2 separate regions of the Homo sapiens genome follow, and region 1 is linked to region 2. A link is a contact called in ENCODE Hi-C data. All regions are on one chromosome and are shown on one strand. Each heading gives the region's core, a stretch centred on a gene start or an enhancer-like site at or near the end of the contact. The rest is flanking DNA. Distances are from core to core; before and after follow the strand shown. Region 1 holds the start of HPSE2 (heparanase 2 (inactive)). Region 2 holds the start of CNNM1 (cyclin and CBS domain divalent metal cation transport mediator 1).

The links. A loop is a pair of places that touch in the nucleus more often than their neighbours do. Pooled maps may share reads with other maps.
Region 1: a map with no recorded cell type shows a loop between it and region 2 (6-fold over the local background). The contact joins the promoter of HPSE2 here to the promoter of CNNM1 in region 2. A Hi-C loop is called at or near these places in 1 of 168 maps with a recorded cell type or tissue (endothelial cell of hepatic sinusoid), 2 of 37 single-sample maps with no recorded cell type and 1 of 50 pooled maps.

The regions. Positions count from the first base shown.
Region 1 is chr10:99,234,326-99,238,117 of GRCh38, forward strand. HPSE2 (heparanase 2 (inactive)) reads right to left here and starts at 1,527. Exons shown (of 12, transcript NM_021828.5): 1 at 1,188-1,527. The coding sequence starts at 1,477. RefSeq lists enhancers at 2,104-2,604, 2,605-3,105.
Region 2 is chr10:99,327,749-99,331,469 of GRCh38, forward strand. It overlaps CNNM1 (cyclin and CBS domain divalent metal cation transport mediator 1), which reads left to right and starts at 1,608. Exons shown (of 11, transcript NM_020348.3): 1 at 1,608-3,212. The coding sequence starts at 1,640.

The DNA of each region.
Region 1 (3,792 bases), core at 277-2,776, 94 kb before region 2:
CAGGGGGACAACCCCAAGAGCTGAGAGGCGGGCGCACCTCAAGAAGCAAAACTCGAATTTCGCAAGGAGTGAAAAATACGAAGGACGCACAACGGACCTGGCCTCGGGGCAAAGTGGGACTGAGAGCGCTGAGGGCTCTTCGAGGGGAACCCACAGCTGAGGCTCCAACTTGTAGGGAATTTTTAAAAACTCAACACTTGGATTCGACATTGCAGAGGATTTATTTCTTATTTTACACTGCAACTCTGTCCCTGATGGGAAGGGATCGCAGTTGCCTAACTGCCAAACTGCAACAACCCGGGAAGAGTGTGAGCCCAATTAGATTACAAGCCCTAGAGCAAAGGGGATCACAAACCTCCGGGTTTGCTAATCTGCTGGTGCGGAGTTCAGATCTCCGAAGCCTCCCTGGAGTATTTCTAGGACTCTTACCGCTTCCCTTATAACGCTGTGACCCCAGCGAGGATTTTTTTTTTCCTTTAAAGAAAAGCTAAACTGTGCAGTTACCGCAGGAGATTTAAGGAGGAGGAACTGGCGGGGGGAGGGGGGCATTCCGTCTATAAAAAGCGCCTTACAAAGTCCTGAAGTCTGGAAATGACAGCGGAGGATATAAAATAAAAAATTTTAACTCCGATCCAACTTGCCCACCACTCAAGCCTCTGCTTAAATTCGTTTTCTGAGAGTGGGAGAGAACTGACGAAACGATCTTTCCGTGGAAAATTCCAGTTTCGTGCAATCCCGCTTGAACACTCACACACACACACTCTCCTGTCTCACATACACACACACACACACACACACACACATACCCATTCCTTTCAGCTCTTTGTTGTTTGAGACCTTTTCTTCGCTTTTGTAACTGCTCTGAACCTCTTGTTTCTTTTTCAGAAGTAGACGGGAAGGCTAATTGTGGATATATGTAAGCACAACATTTTTTCAGTCATAACTGATAAGTTTCTGAAATGCCTTCTGCATTGCAAACATGTGCATCTTAATAGAAAACATTGCTTTTCTCAATCACTAGTTACAGCCTCACAGCACACAATCCAGGAGAAGGAAAACCTCTTTTCTTCTCTTTGAGAGATCTGCTTGGCTTATTTTCTTCTTTCCCCTTTGGAATGGGGGATAGGAAGGGCTTGAGGGGGTGTTACTAAAAAATTTTAAATGATCCATCGAAACCCCTGCCTTACCTTAGGAAATCGAGCCAGCCATCATGAATGATGGACGGATCCAGCTGCAGAGAGAGGAAGTTCTCATTGACTGTCCTGACTGGGTTCTTGGTGCTCACATCAAGTAGAATCAGGGTCTTTTCCTTCAAACCTGCAGCTCTGTCTACAGGCAAGGGTCTCCTGTCTCCAGCCTGGGAGGAAAGGGAGAGATGGAGCAACAGAGCCAAGTAGAGAGCCCCCGGGGCTAGGCACGCGGGGGGGCGGGAGTTGCTGGAGGGCATGGCTTCAGGGAAGGCACAAAGCACCCTCATTCAATCCCTCTGATTTAAACCTCTCTTCCTACTGGGTCTCGCTAGTGACTAATTGTCCTTATCTAAAGTGTGTGTCTGTCCGCCTTTTTCCCCCCTTTTTTTCCCTTCCTCCCACCACCCCCCCAACACACACACACTCTCTCTCTCTCCCGCTCTCTCTCTCTCTCGCTCGCTCGCTCGCTCGTTTTGTTTTTTTCTTTTTTTTTTTTAATTTTTTTTAATTTTTTTTTTCAGTGTTTTGGTGCTGGTGGAGCGAACTCACGCCCCTAGCCAGCCTTCCCCGTGACTCTTGCCAAGAGAACTCGTACACCGGCACCGCCCCTTTAAGAGATTTCTACTGCAGACATTTTTTAACTTTTTAAAGGTAAGGGGAGGGGAGCAGGCGGGAAGGAGGAGAAAAGGGTGGCGTTGTACCCTCCTAATTTAACCCTCTAGGGTCAGGAAGCAGAGGGAGGAATCCAAACCATGCCGTTGTACCGTCTGGGTACAGAGCAAAGGGTCTCGTTTTTACGTCCTTCCCTGAGAGGCTCTGGAGGGCGGTTCAAGCTCCGACTCCGACCCGAAAGCCCCAGCGCCAACCCGGGACGCGCTGGGATAGAGTTCCCACCGACAGCACGCTTGTTTCTCCTGACAGCGTCAGGCACTTCGTCCGCTCAGGGCCCTTTTCTGGTTGAAGCAGCAATACCAAGGGCGGTTAAGTTGCAGAGGGGTCTTGAGGCGGTGATTCCTGTCAAAGCATAGAGCCCTGAAGGACATTCCCCGAAGAGGAGCCCTGATCTCTGTGACGCGTTGGATAGCCACACCGAAGCATCCTCTGACCTCCATAGGGCAAAGAGTAGCAAGAAGGAAAAACATAGTGACCTGGTCAAGCAGCTTTTCCGATCCGAGGGCCAAAAGGGACATGCGCCCTCGCTCTGCTCTGCTCTTCCCGCAACCGAGGAATAAGCGTCTTGGGAGCGTCAATACATGCTGGCTTTGGCCAAGTCGAAGCTACCTGAGCTGTGCTTGGATAGTCAGGGCGGCTCTGCGTCCAACTGTGCCACTTCTTGGCCACTCTATTCTGCTGCACAGGTAGAGTCCCCCCTCCAGACCCTCCTGGAGGTCAATCCTATACTTAGCCCTCCTGCAGGGAAGTGCGCCTTTACAGTGCCAGATGGGACCATAGTGACACTTTCGGGTTTCCATCTCGGCCCCCAGTCAAAACCAGAGTCACATAGCCCTGGATGGGGAATAACAGCCGGAAGCCGCTGTGATGCACGACCCGCCGCTGCTCATTGAGCTTCCACCCCACAACAGCTTGCAAATTGAACTCTAGGTCCTATCCTGAAGCGCGGGAAAGGGATCAGGCACAGTTTGCTGCAGTCACATTGCTGGGCCCCACTTTCGGCTTCTTTCTGAGACAAAATGGGACTTCTACTTGGCAGATGAAGGGAACTACTTTATGTAGTGCGGGCAGTCAGAAACGCAGAAGCGTCCAGGGCCCTCCTTGGTATCAAACAAGCAAAACCCTAAAATGCAGAGCAAGGGTTTTCCCCAGAAGTGGATGGACAAGGGTTAGTCTTAAAGCCCAGCAAACGCTGTAATAGCAACCTGTATCCTCTTACCTCCACCCAGACCAGGATTAACAAATCTGAAAACAGCTGGAATAGATGACCTTCAACTGAAGTTCCCTGAAAAGCCTCTACCAACCTAAGCACCCAGGAAATCGAGATTATGTTGCATTCATCTGTGAAGCGCCATGACGACCTTCTAGAAATAGGACTGCATAAGATGAGGATATGGGAGAAAGCAAATGCAAGTCATATTATTTAAAGATGATTTTTTTAAATCAAGCTGTTACATAGTGAAGTATTGGATGTTGGCTCCAGCCCTAAGGCCTGTTTCCTTCAGTTCCTGAACATTTCTAAGACATCTAGATCCTTTAAACTGTGTGTGTGTGTCTGTGTATGGGTGTGTGGTGTGACATAAATTTCAGTCGAAATTCTTGTAATTTTTAAGTATGTATTGAGCACCTCTTAGAGATGGCAACAGCCTGGCGGGCAAACACTTTTGCCTTTGTGTTCCCAGACTGGAGCACTTAGTAGGCACTCAATAAATTCTGTGAAGTAAATTAATGGTAAATCCAATCATGCTCAACACACTGAAATAATATGCCCCTCTCCAGAACAATGTGAAAAATAAATACTTTTATTTGTCATAGTAAATTATGTTTTGGGTCTCTGTTCAATAATTTGTTTTCCCAGTTATTAACATTTTCCTGGCCATCTCCTTCAAAAAATACTTAACGTGTAAAGCCATTAGTTCATTTGCTATAC
Region 2 (3,721 bases), core at 358-2,857:
AAAGTGAATTTTACTATATAAAGTTTAAAAATAAATGCATAAAAATAATATAGTCGAGTAAATTCAAACAATATAAGGAATTTAATAAGAAAGTCTCCCTCCCAGATCTTGGTGATAATAGATCTGTATTTTGAGTGCAGTGATGGTCACATACATCCATACATGTGATAAAATGATAGAGAACTATATACACACATTACACCAATATCAACTTCCTGCTTTTGATATTGTACTATAATTAAGATGTAACCCGCCAGGCACGGTGGCTCATGCCTGTAATCCCAGCACTTTGCGAGGCCGAGGCAGGCGGATCACCTGAGGTCAGGAGTTCGAGACCAGCCTGGCCAACGTGGTGAAACCCCGTCTCTACCAAAAAAAAAAAAAAAAAAAATTAGCCGGGCGTGATGGCGGGCGCCTGTAATCCCAGCTACTCAGGAGGCTGAGGTAGGAGAATCGCTTGAACCTGGAAAGCGGAGGTTGCAGTCAGCCGAGATCGCGCCATTGCACGTCAGCCTGGGTGACAAGAGCGAAACTCCGTCTCAAAATAAATAAATTAATTAAAAGATGTAAACGGCGGGTCGCGGTGGCTCACGCCTGTAATCCCAGCACCCTGGGAGGCCGAGGCAGATGGATCATTTGAAGTCAGGGATTCGAGACCAGCTTGGCCAACATGGTGAGACCCCATCTCTACTAAAAATATAAAAATTAGCTGGGCGCGGTGGCGCACGCCTGTAATCCCAGCTACTCAGGAGGCTGAGGTAGGAGAATCGCTTGAACCCGGGAGGTGGAGGTTGCAGTGAGCCAAAATTGTGCCACTGCACTCCACCCTGGGCGACAGAGCAAGACTCCATCTCAAAATAAATAAATAAATAAATAAATCTCATATAAGTGTGTGTGTGTGTACAAATTTATACATAAATACTTTTAACACAAATGGTAGCATATTATACTTGCTGTTCTGCACCTTACTTTGTTTCTACAATTACTTTGGAGATTTTTTTCCGTATCACATATACAACAGATCCACCGCATTATTTTTTATTGCCGCATAGTATTCCATTGCACAGTGGTTTCACTTATTTCAACAGTTTCTTATTGATGGACATTCGGATCTTAACTAAGAATTGAACTTAAATAATCCAGAAATGTTTACAATAATGAAAGGTCGGCTGGAGTTGAGGCTAAAAGTTTTCACATATTCAAGACTTGACTCCAGAATATTCTTTTGACCAGAAGGGGGAATGCAAGTGGCAGGAGAAGCGAAAAGCTGGGAAATTTCCCGGGCCAATGGGGAAGCAGTGGAGCCGGCAGGGAATTACTGCCGGGTAGGAGTTCGCAGAGGAGCACCTTACTTTTGGAGTAGGAGGCCATGCTGCAAACCCAGACTTTTCAGGCTGCATCTCAGATATACCGAAGTGTGTACCCGCTACGCACAGTGCGGTGATGCCTGGCCACCTCCAGCCTCCAGCGGGGACCTCCTGCCCAGGTGGAGTCTGAATGCCCACCGCCACCAGCCCACGCGCGCAGTGGGCGTACACGTGGTGACCTGCCTGCGGCTGGGTTCCCAGCTCCGGCTCCTCCTCCCTCCAGCTCTCGCTCGGCTTCCTGCAGTATCACGTGCAGCTGCGCTGGGTGCAGGATGGCGGCGGCCGCGGCGGCGGCAGCAGCGGTGGGTGTCAGGCTCCGGGACTGCTGCAGCCGAGGCGCTGTGCTCCTGCTCTTCTTTTCCCTGTCTCCTCGGCCCCCGGCCGCCGCCGCCTGGCTGCTGGGCCTGCGGCCCGAGGACACTGCTGGAGGCCGCGTGTCCCTGGAGGGGGGCACCCTGCGCGCCGCCGAAGGCACCAGCTTCCTCCTGCGTGTCTATTTCCAGCCAGGACCGCCGGCCACCGCCGCACCGGTGCCCTCACCGACCCTCAACTCGGGGGAGAATGGCACCGGCGACTGGGCTCCGCGGCTCGTGTTCATCGAGGAGCCCCCGGGCGGTGGCGGCGTGGCCCCCAGCGCGGTCCCCACTCGCCCCCCGGGACCGCAGCGCTGCAGGGAGCAGAGCGACTGGGCATCGGACGTGGAAGTCCTGGGGCCCTTGCGTCCCGGGGGCGTGGCAGGCTCGGCCCTGGTCCAGGTGCGAGTGCGGGAGCTGCGCAAGGGCGAAGCGGAGCGGGGCGGCGCGGGCGGTGGCGGGAAGCTCTTTTCACTCTGCGCCTGGGATGGGCGCGCGTGGCACCACCACGGCGCCGCCGGCGGCTTCCTGCTGCGCGTTCGCCCGCGGTTGTACGGCCCAGGCGGGGACCTGCTGCCCCCTGCGTGGCTGCGGGCGCTCGGGGCGCTCCTGCTGCTAGCCTTGTCGGCCCTGTTCAGCGGCCTGCGCCTGAGCCTGCTGTCGCTGGACCCGGTGGAGTTACGGGTGCTGCGGAACAGCGGCTCGGCCGCCGAGCAGGAGCAGGCGCGCCGCGTGCAGGCCGTTCGCGGCAGGGGGACCCATCTGCTCTGCACCCTACTCCTGGGCCAAGCCGGAGCCAACGCGGCCCTGGCTGGCTGGCTGTACACCTCGCTGCCGCCGGGCTTCGGGGGCACCGGGGAAGACTACAGCGAAGAGGGGATCCACTTCCCGTGGCTGCCGGCGCTCGTGTGCACCGGCGCGGTATTCCTGGGCGCCGAAATCTGCCCCTACTCAGTGTGTTCGCGGCACGGGCTGGCCATCGCCTCGCACAGCGTGTGCCTGACCCGGCTTCTGATGGCAGCCGCCTTCCCCGTGTGCTACCCGCTGGGCCGCCTGCTGGACTGGGCGCTGCGCCAGGAGATAAGCACCTTCTACACGCGGGAGAAGTTGCTGGAGACGTTGCGGGCCGCAGACCCCTACAGTGACCTGGTGAAGGAGGAGCTCAACATCATACAGGGTGCCCTGGAGCTGCGCACCAAAGTTGTGGAGGAGGTGCTGACCCCCCTGGGAGACTGCTTCATGCTGCGCTCAGACGCGGTGCTCGACTTCGCCACTGTCTCCGAGATCCTGCGCAGCGGCTACACTCGCATCCCAGTGTACGAGGGTGACCAGCGGCACAACATTGTGGACATTTTATTTGTCAAGGACTTGGCCTTCGTGGACCCCGACGACTGCACCCCGCTCCTCACTGTCACCCGCTTCTACAACCGGCCCCTGCATTGTGTTTTCAATGACACCCGACTGGACACGGTTCTGGAGGAGTTTAAGAAGGGTGAGCAGTAGTCTATCTTCTCCCCCAACTCCTATCCCCTTCAAAGGTATTATCCTTTCCTAACCACGTGAGGCTCTAGGTACCCAAAGCAATTTCTCTCCTATGGTACTAAAAACCCAAGGAAGACTCTACCTCTTGGCTCCCTGGCTATTTTCATCTCACTTCTGCCTCACTTCTTGCTCCTGATTGAGCCCCAGGCCTCTTTCCTCTCTACTTGATTCACAAGATGCACCATATTCCTTATTTGTTCCATTCTACCAGGTTTTTCCAAGGCCTACCAAATGTCAGATACTGTGTAGGTGGGAGATAGCCCTTGAAGGTCATTGCATAGCTCCCCACCTATTACAGGAGACACCTCTGCAGGTTCCCATACAAGCAGCCTTTGCTTTAAACTCCTCCCAGGGCCGAAAGCTCACTATTTACAGAGCAAACTAATTCCATTGCTGGACAGCTCCAGTGGCTGACAATGTTTCCTCATATAGAGCAGAATTTGTGTCTCCAAATCCTTC